Regions from separate parts of the Homo sapiens genome. Here all the other regions are linked to region 4. The links are chromatin contacts, found by Hi-C or POLR2A ChIA-PET in ENCODE. All regions are on one chromosome and are shown on one strand. The core of a region is the stretch at or near the end of the contact, and the rest is flanking DNA. Distances in the headings are between cores, read along the strand shown. Region 1 overlaps RREB1 (ras responsive element binding protein 1). Region 2 overlaps RREB1 (ras responsive element binding protein 1). Region 3 has its middle 34 kb from the start of RREB1. Region 4 overlaps LY86-AS1 (LY86 antisense RNA 1).

What was found. Hi-C counts contacts between places; a loop is a spot of excess contacts on that map. ChIA-PET counts read pairs that join two places held with the same protein, here RNA polymerase II (POLR2A). Pooled maps may share reads with other maps.
Region 1: a map with no recorded cell type shows a loop between it and region 4 (17-fold over the local background). The contact joins two enhancer-like sites. A Hi-C loop is called at or near these places in 5 of 37 single-sample maps with no recorded cell type and 2 of 50 pooled maps.
Region 2: a loop to region 4 is called in a pooled map, with 6 times the contacts of the local background. The contact joins two enhancer-like sites. A Hi-C loop is called at or near these places in 2 of 37 single-sample maps with no recorded cell type and 3 of 50 pooled maps.
Region 3: a loop to region 4 is called in a pooled map, with 6 times the contacts of the local background. The contact joins two enhancer-like sites. A Hi-C loop is called at or near these places in 1 of 37 single-sample maps with no recorded cell type and 2 of 50 pooled maps. POLR2A ChIA-PET finds 5 or more read pairs at or near these places in 1 of 52 experiments (activated B cell).

What each region holds. Positions count from the first base shown.
Region 1 is chr6:7,152,885-7,157,588 of GRCh38, reverse strand. The region is part of intron 1 of RREB1 (ras responsive element binding protein 1); the gene reads right to left. Among named protein-coding and RNA genes, the nearest start is that of RREB1, 47 kb to the right of the region's middle. RefSeq lists an enhancer at 476-1,142. Within about 2 kb of position 3,133, at least 5 of the 41 ENCODE cell types and tissues checked have a DNase peak (open chromatin) inside an H3K27ac peak, as active enhancers do.
Region 2 is chr6:7,135,131-7,139,665 of GRCh38, reverse strand. The region is part of intron 1 of RREB1 (ras responsive element binding protein 1); the gene reads right to left. Among named protein-coding and RNA genes, the nearest start is that of RREB1, 29 kb to the right of the region's middle. RefSeq lists an enhancer at 2,585-2,654. Within about 2 kb of position 2,630, at least 32 of the 41 ENCODE cell types and tissues checked have a DNase peak (open chromatin) inside an H3K27ac peak, as active enhancers do.
Region 3 is chr6:7,072,085-7,076,463 of GRCh38, reverse strand. No RefSeq gene overlaps it. Among named protein-coding and RNA genes, the nearest start is that of RREB1, 34 kb to the left of the region's middle. RefSeq lists an enhancer at 2,565-2,804. Within about 2 kb of position 2,528, at least 5 of the 41 ENCODE cell types and tissues checked have a DNase peak (open chromatin) inside an H3K27ac peak, as active enhancers do.
Region 4 is chr6:6,388,190-6,392,645 of GRCh38, reverse strand. The region is part of intron 4 of LY86-AS1 (LY86 antisense RNA 1); the gene reads left to right. Among named protein-coding and RNA genes, the nearest start is that of F13A1, 70 kb to the right of the region's middle. RefSeq lists enhancers at 1-44, 175-344, 1,293-1,342. Within about 2 kb of position 1,250, at least 6 of the 41 ENCODE cell types and tissues checked have a DNase peak (open chromatin) inside an H3K27ac peak, as active enhancers do.

The DNA.
Region 1 (4,704 bases), core at 1,884-4,383, 760 kb before region 4:
ATGTTGCCCAGGCTGGTCTCGAACTCCTGGGCTCGAGCAATCCACCTGCTTCAGCCTCTCAAAGTGCTGGGATTACAGGCATGAACCACTGTGCCTGGCCCATGGTCACACAGGGTACATGTGCACACAGTAGGCACTCAATTTTTTTTTTTTTTGAGATGGAGTCTTACTCTGTTGCCCAGGCTGGAGTGCAGCTGCACGATCTTGGCTCACTACAACCTCCACCTCCCGGGTTCAAGCAATTCTTGTGCCTCAGCCTCCTAAGTGGCTGGGACTACAGGCACGCCCCACCACACCTGGCTAAGTTTTTGTATTTTTGGTAGAGACAGGGTTTCACCATGTTGCCTAGGCTGGTCTCCAACTTCCTGAACTCAAGCCATCTGCCTGCCTCTGCATCCCAAAGTGCTGGGATTTCAGACGTGAGCCACCGCGCCCAGCCAAATATTTTACTAATTAATTAGTCATCTCCAAAAAATGGGCAGTCGGGTCTTATACTATGAGTAAGAAGAAGAGAAAAGAAGAGCTGATGGATTACGGAGCAAAGGACCCCAGGGAGCTGGGGCAAGGCAGCCCAGCGGCAGTCAGACAGACAAAGTCCTCCCCAACAGCCAGGGACGACGAAGCTGAACAGAGGGGCAGCTCTTGGTCAGCTTTGGCATTTAAGACCATGTGATCTCAAGGTGCTCTTGAACAAGAATGGGTACACAGGAGCAGCCAAGTGGCACTCTGGAACCCTCTCCTCCTACTCAGGGTACGTACACAGCATCCTGTTTCCTACGCTGGATGGCTGGCTAAGGAGAAGGAAGGAAAACTAAGATTGTCTTATTTCAAAGGGCTGCAACTATATTCCAGCTGTTACAGGCAAGCCTGTTATGTTTCTTCCAACGGATGCCCAATTCACACACATAGCTGCTCTCCTCAAGAATAAACAAGTGGATTCTATATACAAATACCAAGGGCACCAGGTCTCCAAAAGGAGAAAAAATTTGTTTTACAAATGTCCAACCCAAAATGGCTTTCACATTTTTTTCAGGGTGAATTTTGCAGCTCTAACCCAGATGTGGCTCAGTGCGGAAGGTGGCTGGGAGAGCCACAAGGGACTGGCTGGTGTTCCCTCTTAAGAGGCAAAAAGCACATCAAGGGCACAGTGTTCCCTGGCCTTCCTCACAGGTTAGATTGGTCTGAGCAAATCTGTGATTCAATTAGTGTGAGTTCAGTTGCTCTTTTTTAGGTCAGTTCTTTCTTTTGTTTAGATTTGACTCGAGATTTACCTCAATTATCTACACCTCTGCTGAAGTACCTAAGCAAATTAAACCATTTAAAGTGATGAAGGGAAAGGAAGTGGACGGAGCTTTAAAACAACTTATGCAAATAATTTCCTCCCTCTCCCACCTCTGTTCCCTTCAATTACTAAACTCCAAGACAAGCAACTGCTTCTCAAACGAAAAGTCTAGACTCTTAAGTGTGAATGAGAAAAAACCCCGTGGTTAAGCCCTGGCTTGCAGAAAACTAAAAATTTCAGCAAATCTGGAATGAAATGTTACTTTGTGAGTTATACAAAGCTTAGCAGCTGTTCCCAGCCAACATGAAACCCGAAAGGGGTGATGCTATCTTTATCTTCTACCTAGAGTTAAAGCCGGTACTGTCCAGGACAGAGCTGCCAAGGAGCTGTCTCAGTTCTAGTCTGCTGAACACAAAAGACAAAGAAGCCAAGGGAATACATGGGCCAGCAAAGGACACCTAAACAACAACAAATAATAGACCCACCTGGAAGAAAGAAAATGCAGTTAATAATTAAAAAATTTAAAAGGATGCAAGTTCTTAATGTCACTTGGAAAATCCTTTTCAATCAGTTCAAAATTCAAAAGATTAAATCACATCTAACTCTATCTGGATTTCCCAAGTGCAAGGGGAGGAAACTATTTTATCAGGTTTCTTGGAAGGGAAAACACATTTTCTCTATTAAAACTTAAGTCCTGGCCGGATGCTGTGGCTCACGCCTGTAATCCCAGCACCTTGGGAGGCTGAGGCAGGCCAATCACCTGAGGTCAGGAGTTCGAGACTAGCCAGGCCAACAGGGTGAAACCCTGTCTCTACCAAAAATATGAAAATTAGCTGGGTGTGGTGGCACAGGCCTATAATCCCAGCCACTCGGGAGGCTGAGTGAGGCAGGAGAATCGCTTAAACCCGGGAGACGGAAGTTGCAGTGAGCCAAGATCGTGCCACTGCACTCCAGCCTGGGCAACAGAGCAAAGCTCTGTCTCAGACAAACAAACAAACAAAACAAAACTGAAGTCCAGCTCATAAAGACTTCATAGAAACCTTCTTCAGACCACCTGATGGAATCAGGCCTCAGATGAGCATCTCAGGGCAGGCAGATGGATGATGGAAAAAGACCAAAGAAGAATCAAAAGGGAGGGTGATGAGAACAGGGCCTTTCTTCTCATAAGCCTGAAAATTACACATAGGTTAACTGAAGAAAATATTCTTCTAGTGCGACTGAACTATCTCCCTCTGAGAAACCACTTCCCACTAGGCCCCTTCGTTCCGCCCCTAACAACCCCGTTCTATTTATTGTTCAGTTTTAAATGACTGGGCAGCTGCTGCCTAGCCATGCCCCTCTAGTATTGACCAACACTGTCACCAGCACCCCCCACACGTAAACCACCAACGAATGAAGCTCGTGGTAAGGGGGCTTAACTTGGAATGTGAACTGTCACCAGCACACCACACTTCCTGCGAACTCTGACAGACTGTCTCCATTCAAGAAAAAATGAAAAGACTACCTTAAGGCCCGGTGGGTAACCACCCAAAGATGAACAAGCGGAATTGCATGGTAGTTAAGGAGTAGGCTCTGGAACCACATCGCAAATCCTGCCTCTACCACTTGCCAGCAGTGGTAAGTGGCCTGACCCTTAGACAGTTAGGGAACCTCTCAGTTCTGCAATTTCCTCATCTGTGAGATGGAGACAATAATAATACTGAAATCATATGACTGTTCTGAGAAATAGATTAGTCAAATCTATAAAGTGCTAAAACCTGTCTGGCACACATGATACCATCCCTCAGTGCTTTTTATTATCATATACATGCTCACACCTGAGCACACATACTGTACGTTCACATTAGCAAGTGTCTATTAGTCCTTCACGTCCCCAGTGATGAGTTCAACAGGTGCTACAAACATTGTACTCCCACTGGGCAGTCATTTTCAAACTTTAGTATGCACCTGGAGAGCTTATGATAACAGATTTCTGGGCCCCACCTCCACATTTCTGATTCAGCAGGGCTGGAGTGGGGCCTAGGAATCTGTGTTTCTAACAAGTTCCCAGGTGATGCTAATGCTGCTTGTCTGGGGACCACACTTTGAGAACCAAAGTGTCATTATGTTCTAGGCTTCAGGCCTAAGCTTCATCTAGTTTATGTGCATAGAGAACCTTATGGAGATGAAATGGAAAAGGAGAATAAAGCAAAGATGCTCACTGCTCAAAGAATATCCACATATTCTTCCATATTTCCTGGCAACCGTATACCTTTGTGGTCAGGCAGGTCACATGACTAGTCCTGGCCAATGAGCTGTGAGCACAAGTACCAGCCATCACTTCCAGACTGCAGCCTTTCAAAGTCAGTATGTAACCCACTAGCTCTTTCCTTGTGGTGGCAACCTGGAAGCATGTGTAATGACAGAGTAGCTATAAGACAAGAGCAGCCTGGATCCCTGGGTTACCACTTGTAAGGGAGCTATACTAGAGAGCTGCCAGACCTGCAGAGGATTCTACACCAACAAGCAACGGCACTTTATGGGTTGAGCCACTGGGATTTCAGGCTTTGTTTGATACTTCAACATAGCTTCGCTTAGCCTGACTTCATTATAAAGAGGATGCCCACATCATCAGTCTTAAGCCCAACCTATCAAACAGATCTGAGATATTTTATAAAATCAGCCAGAATTTCTACCCTACTCTCATTCACTTCTATTCACCAAAACAGATGAACTGTTTTTAACCTCCTATTTTCGGTCTGTTTCTCACTAACTAAAAAAATTATTTACTGCAACATGATTATGTACTAGTTGCTAATAATTTAGAAAGCTCAGTCCGCTAAAATGTATTAAAAATGTGAAAAGTAAATACATTGGAGGATTTGTGTGTGTGTGTGTGTGTGTGTGTGTGTGTATACCACTACTGGAATCCCTTGACTTTAATTGAGTAGGGAGGAGCAAGAGTAAAGGGTTTCAATTTTATTTATGTAATCACGTGTGGACTGATAACTTGTTTTGCCAAAACAGGAGAAAGTGATCTCTTTAAGGGCATCAGAATTTAACCACAAAGCTACTTTTTTTAAAAAAAAATAATAGTTCTACTAATCTAGGAACATTTTGCAGTTTAACATGTAGGTAATGAGCTGTCAACAGTATACAACTTACCAGACTGTGGAATGAAACATTAAAAATATTTTCCTCAAAAAAAAAAAAAAAAAAAAACCCTCTCACAAAGATTAATACCTCCTTCACTGTCACACACACACACCAAAACACATTACAATCCAGAACACCTCAATTAACAACTTAAGACTACAAAATTCATGAAATACACAAAATTAAAAGAATTGGGGAGAGGGAACTAAGAAGTATGTAAGAGAATCGCATAGGACCTTTCAGGTCTGCAGAGCAAAGCAGCACTTCTTTGGAGGGCTATCTTTTAG
Region 2 (4,535 bases), core at 1,381-3,880, 750 kb before region 4:
ATATTTCATATTCTCATACTTTTTTTTGAAGGCCCAACTACCTGATCAATAACCAATTCAGTTATATTGTCGAATATTTATTTGTTTGAATAGCTACACATAGGTTATAGCAGAACTATTTTATGCAAAAATAAATTTAACATTTCAACAGTTATCTATTTTTCTCCCCTTAACTCCAAATGTAAAGTTAACTTCAGTCAAACCAGATCTTTAATTTTAACATTTACCATTACATTCACTCAAAGTATATTGAGTTAAACATCAGAACCTACTGATATTTTTAACTTACTGATACTGTCTTTTCCTCCCATTTCTACACTATCCCTTTTTCTCCAATTACCTCAGTTAAAATAAAATTTCAACTTACAAACATATACATACACACACTGTACCCAGAACAGGATGCTCTCAGGTGTCTGAAGCCAACTTTCTCTCTCCCCCATCCCCCCTCCCACCTTTGCTTAAAGGGCAGCAATAGAACCAGTCACCTTGGAAACAAACATCACTCAGTGTTTGCAGAACAAACAATGGTACCTTTTCAGCCAGTACCAGGCAGGCAGGGCAAGGGGCAGCCAAGCAATTCTGGGCCTTACAGGAGTGTTAACATATTGTATTCATTCAGTGCACGAAAAAGTAGTTCAGTACTAAAAGTGAAATGTTCTCACATGTGTGAACCTTTGGCTAGAAACCATACACAAAAGTGAGTAAGGTTTAGAGTCAAATAAGGCTACCTACTAAGTTAGAAAAAAAATCTTTTCATTATTTTTGTAATTGTTTTACGTAACTCATGAATAAGGTAAACTATACTCTTATTACGGAGGATTACCTTCTCCAGCAACTAGGAACAAGTTACTTTTAAAAACAAAACAAAAAAAGTGTCATCTAATTGCTCCCATGAAACAATCATATTCATGTCACTTTTGTCCCAATATGCTAGCATATATTGATTTTTAAATGTGTATACTGGTGGGTGCCTTAACCCACTTGTGAATTTCTGGTATTAATAAAGAAATACGAGTGTGAGCTAGAAAACTGTCAATTTTCAGAGCACTGTTTAAAACAGGGCCAAACAGATACATAAATCTATAAGAGCTTTGGATAACAACCACCACTTTGACCTTGGATTACAATGACTAAACTTTCATTTTCTGAAGACTTACAAAAGCTAATCATTTGGGGTAGCTCAAGTTTGAGGGGAGATTCTTTTGTTACTGTTTTTAAAAAGCTCAACTGGATAGTTAATTTAAAAAATATTCAAGTGTCTTTCAGATCCTTCAGAATGAAACTTCAAAATGTTCAACGTAACAGTTTCCTCCCTATTCTGGGTGTGTGCCGAAGTTTTCCTTCCCACCAATTAAGAGAGAAGGCTGGGCCCAACTGAATTATTTGGACAGGAGTTTGATGTCAGTTAAATACCACAGTAACTGGCATTTTCTATCACCTCCAGACTAAAGGACAAATGCCTAATTAACATGGACCAACATGCAGCTTAAACTGGAAAAGTGCCTGTCCTTTTTCTTTCTTTTCTTTTTTTCTGAAAGATTTAGGTCTTTAACATCCTTGAGTTAAAGTGCACAAAGGGTGTCTAATGCCATCTGACTGAGGTGTAAAAGTCTAATTAACTAATGCTTTTTGCAGTGATAGTAAATCAGTTAACATTATTAATCTTCCTGACTAGGCGTAAGTGAGTGAGGAGGGCTATTGAAAAGGAGCTAAACAGTTAGACTGGGTACCCTTGAAAAAGAAAAGGAACTCTGAAAGTGATGACTGATGATACTGAAAATAACTGAGATACTTAAAATCCAACCGCTCGCCGGGCCTACCACCAGGCAAGAGACTCTGAAAGCTGAGGCTGCAGCTCCAGGGCAGGGAGAGGAAGAGGAGGAGCTAGGCGGCCGTGAAATGACTCTCATCTCCCATCCTTCCCTCCCAGCATCACCGAGAGAGACACGACTCTCACGTGCTGGAGGCTTCCCTGCCTTAAATTAACGCTGTACCTTTCCAACTAATGTTTTCAGTAGACCAAACAAAAGTTTGGAGTAGTTTGAGCAAATGACTCCAACAGTGGAGCCAGTTAGGCTAGTTTCAATTCATCAACAACTATCTTAGCATCTGGCTTCTTAGTTTCATCTGCCTATGTGTTTGGCATCCAAAAATGCGCATGCATATCATACTCATGTTAGCAAACCATACTTTATCAAAGGCACTTCCTGCATGTAAACATCTGAAGAGAAAAGGCCAACAGCCAAACAATTTCTGTACCAGGGCTTGGTCTGTCTGTCCTGAGACAATGGCAGTAACTGCAGTCATGCCCTCCACCCTCTTTTCTGGATTCCAACCCTCTATTCCCTGCCTCCCTGTACCCGAGTCTATAAGGCAGCTCCTTCCCTGGGGGCTCAGGGGGGAAGGGAGAGGCATCAGGTCTAGCAGGCACTCTCTTGGTCCCTTGCCTGCTCCTGCCGCCTCCACCCAGGCCTTCCCAGGAAAGCCAGGGGACAGGACTGCTCAACTCCTGACAGCAGCTGGATGTGACGAATTAGCTCTGGGCTTTGGGGAGGGAACTCCCCATGTTGAGGCACTCCCGTCGCCAGATCCTGGGTGATGACCCTAAACCCAGCAAGCTTCCTCCATCTTCTCGAAGAACATCTCAAAGGAGCAGAGTTGGAAAGGGAAGTGAAAGAGGGAGGCCAGGTGCCGCGGTGGCTTCATCTTTTCCCCTCCTCAATATTTCTATCAAGTTTCTGTTTCACTGCCACCTCACATAAGGGGGATATGAACCTATGCATACCTTTTTAATAAAATTCTGAGGCAAACACAACACGTTTGGTTAACGACGGGCTTTCACAAGCCACCTGATAATAAAGAACTCTTGAAAACATCAGGCTTCAGAACTCAGTTCATCCTGAATAAAGATATTTATGCTTTATTTATTGTTTTAAATGTCTTTAGAGGCTGTTATTTGTTACTTTGCACACCATTATACCTAAAAATCACCTCTTCTGTTCAAAAAGGTAGGTTCAAGAGAAAACTTTTCATTTGTACTCCTAAGTTAATTATATATTCATGACCTCCTCCTCAAATAATGTCTCAGGCTGAGGGTAGTGGCTCATGCCTGTAATCCCAACATTTTGGGAAGCTGAGGATAGCGGGTTGCTGGAGCCCAGGAGTTCGAGACCGGCCTGGGCAACATAGCAAGACCTTATCTCTATTTAAAAATAAATAAATAAATAACATCTCTTACAAAATCCTGTTTACTATTATCTCCATATTGCCTAGCCATTGGGATCTGAAGCTACTGAAGGGGGGAGAAATCCTAGCCAATTAAACAATTCTTCAAAACAAACTAAAATCCTTAAGATATAATTTATAACTCATTTCAACTTTTTAAAATACGGGCATTACTGACATCTATAAACAAAGGCAAGAGAGAAGGTGCAGATGAAGTCCCTTTTCAAATCAAACTTCTACTCAAATCAGAATTGTAAAATTGTTTTAGAATTCTTAAAATAAAGTTTGGTGGGTTTTTTCCCCCAGAAACCTGTGTGAGGTCAGTTCCATCAAAAGTCATCATCACCCCTGATCACCTCCTCAGACATGGGAATCTCACTCAGCTGAGACCAACAGTTGGAGGAGGTACTGGTCCCATTGTACAGATGGTCACAGCCCTTTAATTGAGGTCAGCTGACTTGCTTAGTCATATGCCACCTCTCTCACCAGGTCCACCACAGGACAGTAATTTCTCCCTGCCTGTGTAGTAAAAATCCAGCTTTAGTATCAGCAGAAAATCCAAACAATGTGATCTTCCCAAATCCCATTCTTTCCTGTGCTCAGTTGATCCATACTTACTGTCTACCTGTTTTGCTAAGTCCCCTAGAGCAACTTGAAAGGGCTATAAAAGCTTGAAATAAAGATCATGTTAAATGTTTTTGAAAATATACAGATGGCACATAAAACTTAAACGGAATACCTGCTCCCAGTCCCAAGTCCTAGACAAAGGTAGAATACTAAGATGCTTTTCCTGTAGCTAACAAGCACATCAGAAATGAGGCAGTCACCTCCCCTGCCTGCATCTTGGAGAGTTAAGTGGTGCAAGAATGCTGTTGTTGTCAGAACCAGAAGAACAGCAATGAAAGAGGCATCAGCTGTGGAATAACCACAGCTAAGCCACTAGACCCCATTTGAAAAAAAGGAAAATGGAACCACAAGAGAATGAAGTCAGGTTTTTCAGAAAGGTCTCAATCTACCAGCTGGTCTTTTGGCTGCTGCCCTGCCTAAAAGCAGCTTTCAGAATGCTTAGAATTTCCCTGGATTTACGGTCCTAATCCTTTATATGGTACTTTCCAATAGCTTCCATCCTTACAAAGGTTTTTGTTTACGTTTACTGATTAAAAAGAAAGAAAATGCTGCCCATGGGTATCATTGTGTCACCTCCTAAGAAGGCACAAGGAAGATAATTCTACCCATTTTAGAGATGGAAAAACCAAGGTGTGAAGTATATCTTTTTCTGTTTTAATCATAATCAAGGTTGGGCTTGC
Region 3 (4,379 bases), core at 1,279-3,778, 680 kb before region 4:
AGGCGAGTGGATCACGAGGTCAGGAGATTGAGACCATCCTGGCTATAACGATGAAACCCCGTCTCTACTGAAAATACAAAAAATTAGCTGGGTGTGGCAGCGGGCACCTGTAGTCCCAGCTGCTGGGGAGGCTGAGGCAGGAGAATGGCGTGAACCTGGGAGGTGGAGCTTGCAGTGAGCCGAAAACGCGCCACTGCACTCCAGCCTGGGCAACAGAGTGAGACTCCATCTCAAAAAAAAAATTATATTGAATACCCATCTGCATAGGGAACAATACAAAACATTGAACATCCTCTAGTGAAAATGAAGAAGCCTGAGTAGGGACAGAAGGCCCCTCACCTCTGCACAGCAGTAAGTGTGGATGGACAAAGCCATGATGCTCCTTCAAAAACAGTTCTTGGCTTCCTCCAGCCTACAGACATCTGCCAATCTGGTTATAGGCCATGGACATGGCCTTGATACTAATATTTCTGAAGGATTCCCTAGGGGCCAGGTGAGGACACCAGAACCAGAGGACAAAATAGAGAGGCCAAGCCAACGATGACTGACATCATAAGCCATGATCTCTTTAAAGCCCAGAGTGATCCTAGTGATGGGGCCATCTGGGTCACTATCAGAGGGATGGCAGTTCTCTTCTAGAAAACAAAATCCTATTTGACGAAAGCAGAAAATCCAGCGGATGAAAGCCAGGGTCCAGAGAGAGATACGCATTGCCTTCATATCACAACCATGAGGCCGAAGCCATATGACCACAGGCAAGTCTCTTCACATCTCTAAGCCTCAGTTTCCTGTTCAATAGATTATTCATAGAATTTAACCCAGTGGGGTTCTTGTGAGAAATTAATGAAAAAAATACACCTAAAACATTTAGCACACAGCCAAGATAACAGATAACAAGATAACAGCTCTCTGGACAGTAATTCTGTCAGCACCGCTCCCCCCAGCCCTAATCCAAGTCCTCTCATTTATGCACAGGCATCTGCTAAGAAGTTTCTAGTTTGTCTGTATAACTTCCTGTACATCCCTCCCTTTTGTGGAATACCTGTCCCAAGCCACGGGGACTCTAAATGCTCAGTAAGAACTTGCTAAAAGAATGAATAATTTATAAGGGACCTAATATAGCACCAAGGCATGATTATGATCCAAGCAGACTCTTTGGGCCCATTTGTGCCAGAGACTCCGTTATTTTGTAATTAACAAATATCGTGAATTTGCTTTGAAGATTGTCAAAGAACATGACAATTCTGCCTCAGGTGTTTGACTCAGGGCAAAGCATTTAAACTCTATGTGCCTCAGTTTCCTTTTCTATAAAGTGGGACTAACAATAGTAGCCTACACATAGGTTTAAATGTGAAGTGCCTGCCTGACACATGGCACTTAATAAGTGTTAGCTATCTTATTTCATTTATTTTATTTATTTATTTATTTATTTATTTATTTATTTTATTCATATAGACATGCGGTTTCACTATGTTGCCCAGGCAGGTCTCAAACTCCTGGGCTCAAGCAAACCTCCTGCCTCAGCCTCCCAAGCAGCTGGGACTAAAGGTGTGCGCCACAGCATCTGGCATTAGATATCTTATTTTAAACCTGGTAAAAAATGTTCCATTAGGCCAGGCGCAGTGGCTTATGCCTGTAATCCCAGCACTTTGGGAGGCTGAGGCAGGTGGATGACCTGAGGTCAGGAGTTCGAGGCCAGGCTGGCCAACATGGTGAAACCCTGTGTCCACTAAAAATATAAAAATTAAGCCTGGCACGGTGGCTCTCACCTGTAATCCTGGCACTTTGGAGGCTGAGGTGGGCAGATCACGAGGTCAAGAGATCGAGACCATCCTGGCCAACATGGTGAAACCTCGTCTCTACTAAAAATACAAATATTAGCTGGGCATGGTGGTGTGCGCCTGTAGTCCCAGCTACTCGGGAGGCTGAAGCAGGAGAATCGCTTGAGCCCAGGAGGCGGATGTTGCAGTGAGCCAAGATCACACCACTGCACTCCAGCCTGGGCAACAGAGTGAGACTTGGTCTCAAAAAAAAAAAAAAATTTAGTGATAATGTAGTGATGGATAAAAATCTGAGCCCATAATACCTTCATCATTGTTAGTAAGTCCTGTTTGACTGTCAGCACCACCAGGGAGTCAGGAGACTCAACTCTCTACCTCCTCCTCTTCCCACTGTCTTATTCCCTTAGTCTAGATCAGGCCCTGGAATCTGCATTTTAAATATCTTCCTTGAGTGAGTTGGACACAGGTCGTCACCAAACTGACACACATATGAACAAAAAAAAAAAAAAAAAAAGAAAAGAAAAGAAAAAATACAGACAAATATAGCCCTGGAACTTAATGAGGGAACTGGGCCAAATCTTGGGTGATTCCCCTCTCCCTCGAAGAGAGGGATTTATGGTTTAGGTAAAAACCATTAAGAACACATTGGTTTTTTTCATTGGTTTCACTTTGAGTTTCTGCCTCCTGCAACCCAAAACACAATCATACAGAGCTTCGCAGCGTGGGTCTGGGCCCTGCGTGAGCAGGGCCACGTGACCGAGACTGCCTGTGCTGAAGAGCTGAAAGCAGAGGAACACACAGGCAAGGGGAACCTACAGATATTTCCCCCTTTACTTTCTTTTCTTTTTTTAAAAAAACTATAATCCCATAGAGACATATGTGACAAGTCTGACAAATGGACAAAGGAATGACGCTTGTTCTCATTTAGAAAAAGCTTGCTGATGCTGGATGTGTGTCAATGCACAAAGCTGTGGCTCGAATAGCCAAGGACATAGCATGTTTTTTTGTTTTTGGTTTTTTTGTTGTTTTTTTAATAGATGAGAGCTTCCTATGTTGCTCAGTCTAGTCTCAAACACCTGACCTCGCCTTCTTATGTGCCAGGACAACAGGCCTGAGTCACCGTGCCTCCTGACATAGCATCTTTCGTACAGGATTTAGGGAAGCATGAGAGCACTGGAAATAAAACCTAAATGGTGGGTGAGCTATAGGTAAACACTGAAATATCATGATCTTATTAAAAAGAAAATAGTGAACCCAAAGAACCTGATATACAAGAGAAAATGAACCAGGCTGCCAAAATCCTCTGTTTCAACAACAGAAGTCAATGGGATACAGTGGTTTAAAATCATGTAAAGTGAGTAAAATGTTCAACCCTGTGAGAACAGAGCAGTAATCGTGATGGGCCATCAGCCAGATAAAAGTGTCCATATTTCTGGTCCCAGGCAGTATCTCTCTCTCTCTCTTTTTGTTTTGTTTTGTTTTGTTTTTTTTTGAGACGGAGTTTGGCTCTTGTCGCCCAGGCTGGATTGCAATGGCACAATCTCGGCTCACTTTAACCTCCACCTCCTGCCTTCAAGCAATTCTCGTGCCTCAGCCTCCTTAGTAGCTGGGATTACAGGTGTCCACCACCACGCCCGGCTCGTTTTTGTATTTTTAGTAGAGATGGGGGTTTCACCACATTGGCCAGGCTGGTCTCGAACTCCTGACCTCAAGTGTTCTGCCCACCTCGGCCTCCCAAAGTCCTGGGATTACAAGCATGAGCCACTGTGCCCAGCCTCCAAGCAGTACCTCATGCAACACAAGTATTTAAGTATTTATCAAAGATGGTCATAATCAGCTCTTAAAACATACTAACTAAACACAACACTGTACACAGAAACACTTAAAAATACCACTTATAAGAGCATCAAAAGTTTTAAGGTATTTTAATATATTTTAAAAGTTATATATATTCCTATATATTATATGATATGTAGGAATATTTACTATACACTAATACATATGTAATATAATATATTCTACGTATGTAGGGAGATGTAGGAATACACACAGTTGCAGCATTTCAGTCAACAATGGACTGCATATATGACAGGGGTCCCATGAGGGATAGTATATACACATTCCTTATAACACCATATTTTCACTGTACCTTTTCTATGTTTACATATGTTTAGAGACACAAATAATTTCTGTTGTGTTACAGTTGCCTACAGTATTCTGTACAATAACATGCTGTACAGGTTTGTAGCCTTGGAGCCATAAGCTACATACCATATAGCCTAGGTGTGTAGTGGGCTATACCATCTAGGTTTGTGTAAGTACACTCTGATGTTCACACAATGACAAAATCACCTAATGATGCATTCCTCAGGATGCCTCCCCTTCGTTAAGTGACACATGACTGGATTGTATATTCTACAGGTCAAGTTTTATAAAGAAAACCACAACGTTCTTGGGGCATTGAAGAAGATATACATAATTGGTGTTCATGCACTTATATAATTTTACTATGTGCCTGAGACTATTCTGAGCACTTTGCACATATTATATGCAAGACATGTAATCACCTAATCCTCTCAATTACCCTATACAGTAGGT
Region 4 (4,456 bases), core at 1-2,500:
TACCACATGACCTCCCTCCAACTGGAGCGAAAGTTTGTCAAGAAGCTCAAGGCTTCTGAAAAGCCCCGAGGACAAAATACGCTATACTGGGTCTGGGTGGCTGCCAGGCATCAGGACCTGAGACAGTTGATGGGAGGCAAGCATGAAGGGCCTGGTGAGGAAGACAGCAGTGGCAGGAACAGGAAGGCAGGGGTGGATTCAGCATCTAAGAGGTCAGAGGGTCAGCCCAAAGATACAGTGACAGGGTTGTGTGGCTTTCATCCTCACTGGAAAAGTTTGAGTTTGTTGCCTCTGTTGGTCCCATGGGTGTTGACAAATCCTCCAGGGCTTATCAACTGTCCCACTGCCCCCACCAGCTAGGTCGGAGTCTCTTCTGACCAACCAAAATGAGTCTGAGCTATAAACAGCTAAACTAGCTCTGATGGTGCCAAGGTGCTGATTTGAGTCTTGCCTATACCATCCCTAACACAGTACACATTTACAGTATGATAATTGCCTGTTGTCTTCACTCCTCAAGTTCTCCAAGTCCAGTAGCTGGCATGGCGTGGGCATTGCTGAAAGGAATACAGCCCATGCTGAATTTTACCCATGATTAAGACAGGACTAGAGAAGCCCAGCCTCATGTATTAATTCTTCTTAATTTCAAAAACATGTATTGGCAAATTCTGGGTGTCGAGGACATCAGGAGAGTTGCATCCAATATGGATCATGGATTAGATTGTCTATGCCAAGGGAAATGACTTGCAAACAACTGGCCTTTGGGGGCTGCAATTATTCTTAAGCAATTGAAAAATTTGGAAATATGTGCAGTCATTTGTGGAAACAAAACACACCAGGAGTAGATCATTGTCTTATGTGTAGCCCAACACAGATGCAGTATCACGGAGCTGAGTGACTGCTGACTCCTAAGAAAGAGACTCACCGATAATTGAGGGGTGCACTGGCAATGGCTTACAGTCTGATTCTTTTAACATATATATGATATATATATATATATATTTATTTATTATATATATTAATATATAATATATATATAATATAATATTTCCCCAAAACCTGAACAGAAAGGGGGAAAGCAATAAGTCTAAGCTGCTAGGACATTATTTGAAATCAGCAAAAAGGGAACTGAGACACTGAGTTGAAGAATGAAGCTGTGAGGGTGTAACTATAAAAACATATTTGGCCTTTTAGGTGGGAAATACCCTTTGAAGTCATTCTGCCAAGAGGGGCCACCCAGCTAACAGCGCATGGGGCCAGAGGGCCTTGATGGCTAAAATGAAACCTAGTCTCTTTCTGGAGCCTTATGGAATCTGCGTTCTAGAGAGAGTGATTTCATGTCCTTGTTTGGAAGAAAGGCAGATTGGCATGAGCAGCCAAGGAGAGTTTTCAGATGGAACTCACTCTGCAGAGAGAGGGTGCCAAGGACTCCCGACTCCAAGGAAAATGTTGATGCTCCTCTGGCTTCTTTATCAGAAGAAGGGACTCAGCAATAAATCCCAGACTTAGTTTCCTCTCTGTTTTGTGACGAGATGCTTGTTTTACACTCTCTGGAGCCTCAGTGTATCTCTTTCTCTCACCGACTGCATTTTCTCTGCAGTGAAGTAGAGCCACCCTCCCCGGAGCCCTCACTCTCCAAGTGTGGGAGGGGCCATGGAGACCTGGTGGCAGGGAGTGGCATCTGCCCTCTTGGGAGCTGCAAAAGCTGCCTCCCCCTCAAACTGGCTCCGGTGAGATATTTTATGATGATGCTGTGAAGGGATGATTTGCAAAGCTCTCAGAGGTGCTGAGGAGCTGAGAAAAGCTGGCAGAAGCTAAGAAGAGATCTGAGGGCTGCCTGAAAGGATTTGGAGGGCTGTTGGGTGGAAGGGGGAGGAGGGCAGGAATAGAGGATTCCTACATGGCTGGACAGGGAGAGGGCCTCAAGGTCACCTAGCGCAGCTGCCTCATTTGACCGATGAAATTACAAGGTGAGGGTGGGGCATTTGCCTGGGATTGAAGTATGGAAATGATAGAAAAACTAATTTCAACTTAATATTCTTTCAATTAGGCTGCTACCATACAATGGAACGGGCCCCCCATAGAACAAATAACTCCTCTTCATTGCCAAAATATGAATAGGAGTTCAGTAGCACCCACAGAGGGGTCTGCAACGACATTGTCCAATAGAAATAGCATATAAGCTGGGCATATAATTTTAAAATCTCTACAAGTCATATTTAAAAAGTAAAAAGAAACAAGTGAAGTTAACTTTAATAATGTATTTTATTTAATTCAATACACCCAAAATATGATTGTTTCAACATATAATCAATATTCAATATAAAATTACTAATAAAATATTCTACATCCTAGGACTGAAATCCAGTGCTGCTTTTATATTTAGAGTACATCTCAACTCAGACTAGCCAGATTTCAAGTGCTCAATAGCTGTAGTCCTATGCCAGAAGAGAAATAGGATTAGATTTCTGATGTTGTTTTATTCCCTGAAAATAGATTTATTTCTATTCATTCAACAAATAAGTATTAAGCATCTAGTCTATTTAGGCAGCACGCTAAACTCTTCAACAATGATGGCTAAGCTGGGGTTTAAGAGTGTCTTCATGATTGGAGGAAACACGCCCACATTGAATAGAACTACCTTGCATTCTTTCATTTCTTTGTTATTGATGAGAAGGTGATAATTATGAATTTACTTATTAAGTGGACATAAAAATTTATACATATGTAACAAACCTGCGTGTTGTTCACATGTACCCTAGAACTTAAAGTATAATAAAAAATATACATATATAAAAAAATGTATACTTGACCAAAATGAGCCTCTCCCTCACCTGTAATGGCTGGTATGCCAGGCTCATGCCTCGGTGATCAGCTTCTGTCAGTCTCATTTTGACCAATCACAAGCTACACTCTGCATGTCTTCTTCAGAACCTTGAGTGCCTGCTGATGTGCTGTCATTGAGAAATGGATGGCTGCAGAAATGTGTGTATTAGTACTGAAGCAGGGAAATTGGAGAGAAGGCTTTTCTGGTGAGTACCATGAGGAGTTTGAACTTAGCAATTCTGCAAATAACAGAGAATAAAATTTCCAGTTGGAAATAATTCAGCAGGGAATTGGGAAATGTGGGCCTAGCAAGAAGCATAGACTCAGGGGTCCCTTCTCCATAGAGAAGTGAGGGTTGAAATCGTGGGAGTGAATGAGGTATCAGAGAGAGGAGAGAGAGAGATGCTCAGATGGGCTAGTGCTCAGCCGTGGGGAACACACACCTTTATGGAGAGAAAGAACCTTCAATTCAACTCCACATGTAATCTGAGTGCTTATTATGTGCCAGGTGCACTGTTCGATATGGGAATTAAGGGTGCAAAAGACAGTCACACTTCCTGCCCTCATGGAACATATAGTCAAAACTTACTGAAAAATACAGGACATCTGAGGCATGGAAGAGAGTCTACTCATTTCCACCTTAATATTACAGTGCAGTGGTAGCCCAGCTCTGGGCTGGCCCCTCCAGGGTGGACAACAGTCTTTCCTATTCTGGGGAGGCACTAAATCAGAACACCCTCTGACAGCCCTCAGAGATGTGAGGACTGACACCATGCGCTACCCCTGCCCTTAATTAACTGCATCCACACACAGCATGACGTGGATTTCCATCTCCTTGTTATGGGCCATTTCCCTCTCAGAGCTCTCTATGCCAATGCCCATCTTAAAGTGCATACCCCAGAAGAGTTCAACAAGCTCTGGCTCTGGTCTGGCCAGCAAAGAAAGAAAGATGACTGCTTTGCATTGCTCACATAGCATGTGCCACTCATGCACTCCACCAGATGCTATATGGCCATTAAATCAATCATTATCTCTTGAATCAATGAGAAGAGTTAGACTCCCTTGTTTTACAACCCAGACTCCTCTTAACATGCCCCAACTTCATTGACATAATTTTCCTTATTAAACTTATTACATCTTGCATTGTTCTATTTTATTTTGTTGTGATAAGAACACTTAACAGGAAATCTACTCTCTTACATTTTAAAGTCTATAACATGTTATTTTGTTGGCTGTAAGTAAAATGCTGTACTGTAGTTTTCTAGAACTTACTCATCTTTCTTGACTAGAATTGTGTGCCCATTGACTAGTAACTCAATTTCTGCTTTCCCTTGGCCTCTGGCGACCACCATTTCACTCTTTGATTCTGTGACCATTTTTAAATATCTTATGTAAATGGGATCATGCAATATTTGTCATTCTGTGTCTGACTTTTTTAACTTAGCATAATATCCTCAAGGTTCATCCACGTTGTTACGTATTGCAGAATTTCCTTCTTTGTAAAAGCAATAGTATTCCACTGTATGTGTGTATCACATTTTCTTTTTCCATTCATCTCTTGGTGGACATTTAGGTTGTTTCCACATCTTGGCTATTGTGAATACTGCTGCAATGCTATTATCTCTTCAAGATC